Regions from separate parts of the Homo sapiens genome. Here region 1 is linked to region 2. Evidence: read pairs that join two places in POLR2A ChIA-PET (ENCODE). Cell type or tissue: Caco-2. All regions are shown on one strand. Each heading gives the region's core, and the rest is flanking DNA. Links, peaks and the distances in the headings are about the cores only. Region 1 holds the start of SALRNA3 (senescence associated long non-coding RNA 3). Region 2 has its middle 37 kb from the start of UACA.

Region 1 (4,395 bases), core at 158-4,157, 190 kb after region 2:
TTAAAAAATAAAACTGTAAAAAAGCAACTGGGATGTGTCTCTTCTCCATTCCATCTTCTACTGTGAAGCAACTAGGGCATTCTGTGCTGATTCCTTCTGCAGAGGAGATGATTGCGAAAATGTAAAGAAAAAACAACATCCCCCCACACCCCAACTTTTTACATTTCAAAACTTAAGCCCATCAGGTAATGGAAAAACCACACGACCACTATACTGTATTGACAAATGTCAATAGTGGACTTAGATTAAAGGAAAATCCAGACACAGACATTCCGTGGCTAAATCAAACAGTGTTTACTTATCTAAAGTAAACAGAAGGGGCCATGCAGTCAGGACACAGGCTGGAGAGAAGAGCAATGTTATTTGAGACAGGTAGAGGTGCACACGTGATTGGCTCATGCTTGTGCATGACAGTGTCCATGTGGGGCTCACATCAGACCTTTAGAAGCTTGACTGCTCCATTTGTGCCAGCTGCATGTGCTGAGGGTGAGTGTAGCTCTATTTACTAAAACTGGTGCTGTTGTCATTACCTACTTAATCTAGGAAGATACTTCCAGCTTTAAAACTGGTGCAGTCCTGCAGGCAGTTAGTGTAATTATATGTTGGGGACCACCTCACATAAGCCAGATGCCCCTCATCAATCTCAGGGTCTCATTACATGGAATATGAGAACATATTTCATACAGTCCACATTCCATTCTATTCAATCCACTGAAGCACAAAGACAATCCTCTTTTATCATCCTTTGCCTCCCCATGCCCAAACAGCCCAGTCTCCATGTATGGCTAAACCCAGTGCTGTGGGCTAGAACCAAGCTTAGCTTCCCAGGTGTCTCTAGGAATCATGCTAATAGGCTCTTAGATCAGGAAGATGATATATTACAAAAGTACTTGCAACAGAGACTAATTATTTGGAAGAAAACATCATGGGTGATATGGTTTGGCTGTGTCCCCACCCAAGTCTCATCTTGAATTGTAGCTCTCATAATCCCCACATGTTGTGGGAGGGACCTGGTGGGAGGTAATTGAATCACGGGGGCAGTTACCCCCATGCTGTTCTCATAACAGTGAGTGAGTTCTCATGAGATCTGATGGTTTTACGAGGGGCTTTTCCCCTTTTGCTCAGCACTTCTCTCTCCTGCTGCCATGTGAAGGATATGTTTGCTTCCCCTTCTGCTGTAATTGTAAGTTTCCTGAGGCCTTCCCAGTTATGCAGAACTGTGAGTCAATTAAACCTCTTTCCTCTATAAATTACCCAGTCTCAGGTATTTCTTCATAGCAGTGTGAGAATGGACTAACAAGATGAGTAAAGAGCAAGATAGGTTGTCATCCAACCCTCCAGATTAGAATGTTCCCTCCCTGGGCTGTGGTTAGATGGAGAGAGTAGGGAGGCATGGTGTTATAAAGCTACTGTCTCCAGCTCCTAATAACTCTTCTGTGCTCAGCTCTGCAATGGTGAGGCTGTGACTTTGCAACCCAATTTCCTTGTTGCCAGCTGCTGCCTGTTAGGTCCTGATAATAGGGGATGCTAAAAGGAGACCAGACAACAGGAAGATGGAGAAGAGATGTTCCTTCCCCATGCTTGCTGTTCCTGTCACCGTTATCCCAGCAGTGGAGTTGGTTCCAGTTTCCTTCGTTTTGCTAAGTTCCCACGATCAGCCCATCTCACCCCATCAGTTACCAGCAGCATCCAGGTAGCACCCTCTCCTAAGAAGACCAAGTCCTAACTTAGACCTTCCCTCTGAGCTCTTGTGTTGCAGCCGCATTTAGCTCATGCCCCCTCCTGAGAGATCTAGGTCCCAGCTCTGTGAACCCCCTCCTCGAGTTTCTTGAGGTACCGATACCAGCAGGCCGTTACCCTTTTCTGAGAAGTCTTTGTCCTAGTTTTGTGAGGGCGTCCTCCAGGATTCTGGGTTCTCATAGCCCCAGCCCTTTCCCTCTGTTCCTCTAGTCCTAGGAGTGGTGGCTGTTTCCTGCAGTTACTACGTTTGCATGATAACAGGTGTTCCTTTTCTTCCTTTCAGTCCTTTGCTATCCATCCAGCCAATTCCCTATATTAAATCCCCTTGTTGACTGCTAACAGGTATGAGTTTTTTTGTAGGGGGTGAGGGTTGATGAAACTGTTTTGGAATTAGATAGTGGTGATGGCTTCACAACATTCTGAATATACTAAAACTCCCTTACATGGGTGAATTTCAGGGTATGTGAATTACGTCTGTAAAAATATAAATCTTCTGTGTTGGAATGCCTGACTGGATCCTGGTTGATATAGCATTCATCAAGGAGAGTGTGATGGTTAATTTTGTGTCAACTTGGCTGGGCCACAGTGTGCTCAGATACTTGGTCAAAGATTATCTTGAGTGTCTCTGTGAGGGTGTGTTGGATGAAATTCACATTTAAATTGACGGACTTTGAATAAAGCAGATTGCCCTCCATAGTGTTGGTGGGCCTTATTCCCAGCAGTTGAAGGCCTGAATAGAACAAAAATTCCCGTTTCCCCTGAGCAAGAGAAGATTCTCCAGCAGACTGCCTCTAGACTTGAACTGAAACATCAGCTCTCCTGGATCTCCAGCCCTCCCTGCTGATTGTGGACTTCTCAGCCTCCATAATTGTGTGAATGTGAGCCAGTTCTTTATAAGAAATCTCTTGGCCAGGCACGGTGGCTCACACTTGTAATCTCAGCACTTTGGGAGGCTGAGGTGGGTGGATCATGAGGTCAGGAGATTGAGACCATCCTGGCCAACATAGTGAAACCCTGTCTCTACTAAAAATACAAAAATTAGCTGGGTGTGGTGGTGCACACCTGTAATCCCAGCTACTCAGGAGGCTGAGGCAGGAGAATCACTTGAACCCAGGAGGCAGAGATTGCAGTGAGCCGAGATGGCGCCACTGCACTCCAGCCTGGTGACAGAGTGAGATTCCATCTCAAAAAAAGAAGAAATCATCTATCTATCTTTCTATTATCTATCTAGCTATCTATCTGTCTATCTATCTATCTATCTATCTATCTATCTATCTATCTATCTATCTATCTATCTGTCTATCTCCTATTGAGTCTGTTTCTCTGGAGAACCATGACTAATACAGACAGGTAGCTGTTGTTGGGTCCCAGGGAGAAGAGAATGAGCCCTGGTGAGGCCCTGACAGATTTGCGGGATCTGAGAATACGGGCACCTATGTCTGTGTTTCCTGGTAGGGCTTCAAGGGGTGGCAAGATCGTAGAGAACTGATGGCTTCAGTTGTATGGAGCATCTAGGCAGATGAGATCTCACAGCATTTCTCAATTCTTATGTCACAAGAACAGAATGATTGCCAGGAGCTTGAGAGTGGAACAGAAGTAGCAGAGAGACTTTTAAGGACCACTGACTGAGGACTAGATGGGACAATGGACAAGTTAGTGACACGCTTCGATGATATTGAGGACTTAAAAGATCACCCCTCCCATTGGAGCCTTGGTTCTCTGCAAGTCCTTTGTAAATTTCACCCCAGAGAAAGTAGGAAGAGTCCCTAAATTAACTGAAATGGTGTTTCTGCTACTCCAGCAGACTAGGGGCTCCTAAAAGAAATTCAATTCAGTTTTGGGATATGAAAAAAATTGTTCTTTCTTACATATCTGAACTTGTGAATTGAGATTCACAGCCACTTTAAAGTCTTGTTTTTATTTTTATTTTTTTATTTTTATTTTTATTTTTTGAGGCAGAGTTTTGCTCTTGTTGCCCAGGCTGGAGTGGAATGGCGCAATCTCGGCTCACTGCAACCTCCACCTCCTGGGTTCCAGTGATTCTCTTGCCTCTGCCTCCCGAGTAGCTGAGATTACAGGCATGCACCACCACGCCCGGCTAATTTTGTATTTTTAGTAGAGATGGGATTTCTCCATGTTGGTCAGGCTGGTCTTGAACTCCCAACCTCAGGTGATCCGCCCACCTTGGCCTCCCAAAGTGCTGTGATTACAGATGTGAGCCACTGTGCCTTGCAAGTACTTGCTTTTATTTACTTTCAGGAGAAACTTGGGGATTTTTGTGGTATGGCATGAAATGGATTTTCCGGAATAGAATCATCACGTGTAACTCTGCCACATAGAATTTAGGAGTCTGTGAGGCAGAAAGGTCAGGGCCAGCAGGGCAGCTGTGTATCTAGGTTATTACAATGGCTGGCCATGGGCAGAATGCCTGAAGATGTTAAAACAACCTAGAATTTATACAGATGAATAAAAGTTTCCCAATAGCTATTAAGTTTAAAAAATAAGAGCAAAAAGAGAAACACTGATGTGTCAGACAGAAAGATAGGAAAACACAAGGCAAAGCCACAGAAATGAAAATAGCCTGGTTCCTGCGCAGAAATGGGCAGATAGACACATGGAAAGAATGGGAAGTCCCAGAACAGGCCATATACGTGG
Region 2 (4,395 bases), core at 221-4,220:
CACTTCCTTTCTTTTCATTCCATCCTTTTCACAGGACCAAGCCTTTCTGATGACTAATTTAGTCTGGGGAGCAGATAAGAATTGTCGTATCCCAGGACATCTTTGCATTTCATTTTGCTGTCAGTCTCTCATGAACATGGTTCTTGTAGGTCTGTTCCCAAGAGTCCAATCAGCTCTGGATGCACTAACGGCACTGAGTTTCTGGACCTACGAGGCTGATGACACCATGGAGCCATGGTAAACGCACTCTTACACTGCCCCAGGTAACCTGCTAGTCGACCAAATAGTCCCAAATTGTGAGCCTCTTCAGTATATAATTGTGTTCTCCAGTGACATAAATAATGCCTGGTTGCATCTACTCAAGGTGTTCTGCCTTCACTATCACTGTTTCTGGAAAATGTGACCTAACTCATTGGAAAAATTCCTTACCAGTTGTCTTGGCCCAACTAACATTCAACTTTAATAATTCTGCTTTTTTGGCCGGGCGTGGTGACTCATGCCTGTAATCCCAGCACTTTAGGAGGCTCAGGCGGGCGGATCACCTGAGATCAGGAGTTTGAGACCAGCCTGGCCAACGTGGTGAAACCCCATCTCTACTGAAAATACAAAAATGAGCCAGTCATGGTGGCAGGTGCCTGTAATCCCAGCTACTTAGGAGGCTGAGGCAGGACAATCTCTTGAACCTGGGAGGCAGAGGTTGCAGTGAGCTGAGAATGCGCTATTGCACTCCAGCCTGGGCAACAAGAGCGAAACTCCATCTCAAAAAAAAAAATAGTTCTGCTTTTTAAATTCATTGACCTGTGATTGATAATATGGAACAAGAATGGCAAATATTTAGCATATATATTGTCTCCACTCCTGCCCATGTTCTTTGCACACACCACTAATGAATTTGGCTTTCTATTCCATTTGTTTTGTTTGTTTATTGTTGTTGTTGTTTTTGAGATGGAGCCTCACTCTGTCACCCAGGCTGGAGTGCAGTGGCATGATCGCGGCTCACTGCAACCTCCGCCTCCCAGGTTCAAGTGATTCTCCTGCCTCAGCCTCCTGAGTAGCTGGGACTACAGGTGTGCACCACCATGCCCAGCTAATTTTTGTATTTTTAGTAGAGACGGGGTTTCACCATGTTCGCCAGGCTGGTCTCAAACTCCTGACCTCAGGTGATCAACCCACCTTGGCCTCCCGAAATGCTAGGATTACAGGAGTGAGCCATTGCACCCAGCTGCCTTTCTTTTCCATTAATTTAGCTGTCAAATTCTTCTTATGGCAGTCATCCAAAAAGACACTACCAAAGTCGATAGATGAGCTATAACAATATTTACCATTTCTGACTTAAAGGTTTCTATTAATTTTCTAAAAAGAAGTGGCATCCCAGTGATCTATTACTCCATAACACACAAAAATTCAGTGGCTTAAGACTACAATTTTACTTGTTCATGATTCTAAAGGTTAGCAATTTGGGCTGAGCTCAGCTGGGCAATTCTGCTGACTTTGTCTGGCTACAATCATTTGGTGGTTTGATGAGGACTGGACGCTCTAACATGGCCTCATTCACATGACTCGCCGTTAGAGCTGGCTGTTGACTGGGCCAGGTATCTGCAGCAGGCTCACTTAGACTTCTTCACATGATATTTATGTTTCAGTGTATAAGTGCATTTCAAGTCCCTGCTTATAATGTGCTTGTTGGCCGGGAGCGGTGGCTCATGCCTGTAATCCCAGCACTTTGGGAGGCCGAGGCGGGCGGATCACCTGAGGTCGGGAGTTCGAGACCAACCTGACCAGCACGGAGAAACCCCATCTCTACTAAAAATACAAAATTAGCCGGGCGTGGTGGCACATGCCTGTAACCCCAGCTACTAGGGAGGCTGAGGCAGGAGAATCGCTTGAACCTGGGAGGCAGAGGTTGCAGTGAGCCGAGATCGTGCCATCGCAATCCAGCCTGGGCAGCAAGAGTGAAACTCTGTCTCAAAAAAAAAAAAAAAATGTGTTTGCTAAGGTCCAATTGGCCAAAGCAAGTTATGTGCTGGAGCCCAGAGTCAGTGTGAAAGGGACTCCATAAGCACATGGATTGAGAGAGGCATGATTTGCTGGGAGCCATTATGGTCAGATACACCCCAGACAGGATGGTACTTTGTTTATCAGAAACTTCCTGAGTGCTTACTATACTGTGCTTGGCACTGAGTATAAAAAGACAAAGCAATTGGGAAGAACTTTGAAGAATGGAAAAGCTCTAACTTGTTGGAAAGGGGGAAGAAGAACACAGCAAATGCCCTAGTGGAATCACTGTGGGTGAAATAATCCTCGTGTTTATGTATGTGTGTGTGCCAGAAAAAAGGGGAGTGCTGAATTATTTAGATAATTTCTTCTATTCGCCATTTTATGCAGATTTGTTCGGTCTAGGTTGAATGAGGAACTCTATTGCTTTCCATTGGGATAAGTGTTCCTTAAAGCTTTTCTTCAGACTCTTAAAATATTGAAAACAATTGCATAAGTGTATCCTTCATGACCACAAAGAGCTACTTGAGATTATTTTTTTCCCCTAGAAACTTGGCCAACTCTGAGACTGAGGCCCAGGCTTGCTAACTCTGATATTTCCTCCCTCTCTGCATTCCTGCCACCCACAGCTGCTCCAGTCCAGAATGAAAGTTCAGAGGCCAAATACTTACAATCCAAACAGCCTCTCCAGCAGTGATGGCAAAGAGACAGCTTCACTTAGGAAAACAAACAATCATGCCTTCCATTTATATAGCTCTTTAGCTATTTTTTTTTCAAGAAATATTCACATCCTTTCTCTCATCAGATTATTCCCAAAACTGAGGTGGGCAGGGCATGTTTTAACTGACGGGGAAACTGAGGCCCAGACAGGCGAGTTGACTTCTTCAATGGGGACAAGGCTGAAGATAGAGCTCTGGCTTCCTGATTCCACGCCTTGGTTTGCCCTGTAGACCACACTGCCACGAACACAGATGCATGCTAGCTCCAGTTCTAGGAAGCCTGCTTTCAAAACCCTTCTGGAGGCCAGGAGCAGTGGCTCATGCCTGTATTCCCAGTACATTGGGAGGCCGAGGCAGGTGAATCATGTGAGGTCAGGAGCTCGAGACCAGCCTGGCCAACATGGCGAAACCCCATATCTAATAAAAACACAAAAATTAGCCGGGCATGGTGGCAGGCGCCCGTAATCCCACCTACTCGGGAGGCTGAGGCAGGGAGAACTGCTTGAACCTGGGAGGCGGAGGTTGCAGTGAGCCAAGATCGTGCCACTGCACTCCAGCCTTGTGACAGAGCAAGACTCTGTTTCAAAACAAGCAAACAAACAAATCCTTCTGGAGTTTTCTGCTCCCCACCTTAGAGTTCCTCTAATAACTACCCCACACTTCTTTTACTTTCCACTCACATCAAAAGAATGAGGAGAACACATCAAACCCTGCCCTCGGTGCTAGCTTCTAAACATTTTCCTTCCAGAAAATAATGGATTGTGTTTGAAGTCCCAACTTCCAGCCCATAGTGGTCCAGCTAGTTTCTCCTGCTGGAAAACAGAGGCTCAAAGCCACTTTCACTGTGAGTTCTCACCTTACCTACTCAAAATAAAACAGGATAAAAGTTAAAATTAACATCCAGAGAAGGCTTGGGGAGGATAAGCCACCAACCAAGGGTAAAACACAGTTTGAGAAAATGCAGTGTCCAGGTGAGAGGAGACACCTCACCTCCATGCTGCTAGACGGTTTTGAGTGAGACGCACACCTTTTACAGTGCTGGTCATCTTCTGCTCAAGCTCATGTTCCCTAAGAGGGATGATTTTCTGTATCCCCGCCCTGGAGCACAGGAACCTATTGGAAAGCTGAGATCTGCAAATTTATTGATTCTCATAAACTAGGTCAGGAAGAGCGAGAAATGGCAGTAATGGCACCTCCTCCCCATGTTCCTTGCTCGTGGCAGACGTGGCAATCTTTCTGGTTGAGAATGGAAGTGGCCTTAGAGTGCTTTTCAGTATGACCGTGGAGGCAGCTACCACCACTTGATTAGGCTGGCATGCTGGATGAAATCTATCTGCCAACTCTCTAGTTCCTGGTGGCCAAAGGCCTTGCAGAAAGTGAGTAGAAGTGGGGGAATTCTCCAGGTATACATGAGGTGGACATTCCTAGCTCCCGGAGGCCCCTATGTTCTAGGCTTTAAAAGCAAGGGAGCATGTTCACCTATAAACAAGAGCTTGCTGCTATAGGAGAGGCTTTGGAAACTGAAGGGCTTTGACAATAGTGAAAGCCAGAGGTTGACTTGCTAACTCTCCAAGGCATTCAGATGCGATCAGTTACTGGGCAGCCCATCTACAAGATTCAGAAAGTGTAAAAGACTGTCAAAAGTCATGAAGCAATGCTCTGAACCACGTTACTAGAAAAT

Evidence for each region. Peaks named below come from ENCODE experiments on the same cell type or tissue, not always from the same donor. Only the 100,000 strongest peaks of a DNase experiment are listed, where the experiment ranks them.
Region 1: POLR2A ChIA-PET joins it to region 2 with 7 read pairs; 1 of 35 experiments calls an interaction of 5 or more read pairs at or near these places.

Annotation. Positions count from the first base shown.
Region 1 is chr15:70,613,194-70,617,588 of GRCh38, reverse strand. It overlaps SALRNA3 (senescence associated long non-coding RNA 3), which reads right to left and starts at 2,042. Exons shown (of 1, transcript NR_126481.1): 1 at 1,022-2,042. RefSeq lists a cis regulatory region at 292-303 and an enhancer at 225-369. In Caco-2, for the core only: no CTCF peak of the experiment used is centred there; a DNase peak (open chromatin) is centred at 368.
Region 2 is chr15:70,798,441-70,802,835 of GRCh38, reverse strand. No RefSeq gene overlaps it. Among named protein-coding and RNA genes, the nearest start is that of UACA, 37 kb to the right of the region's middle. In Caco-2, for the core only: no CTCF peak of the experiment used is centred there; a DNase peak (open chromatin) is centred at 2,635.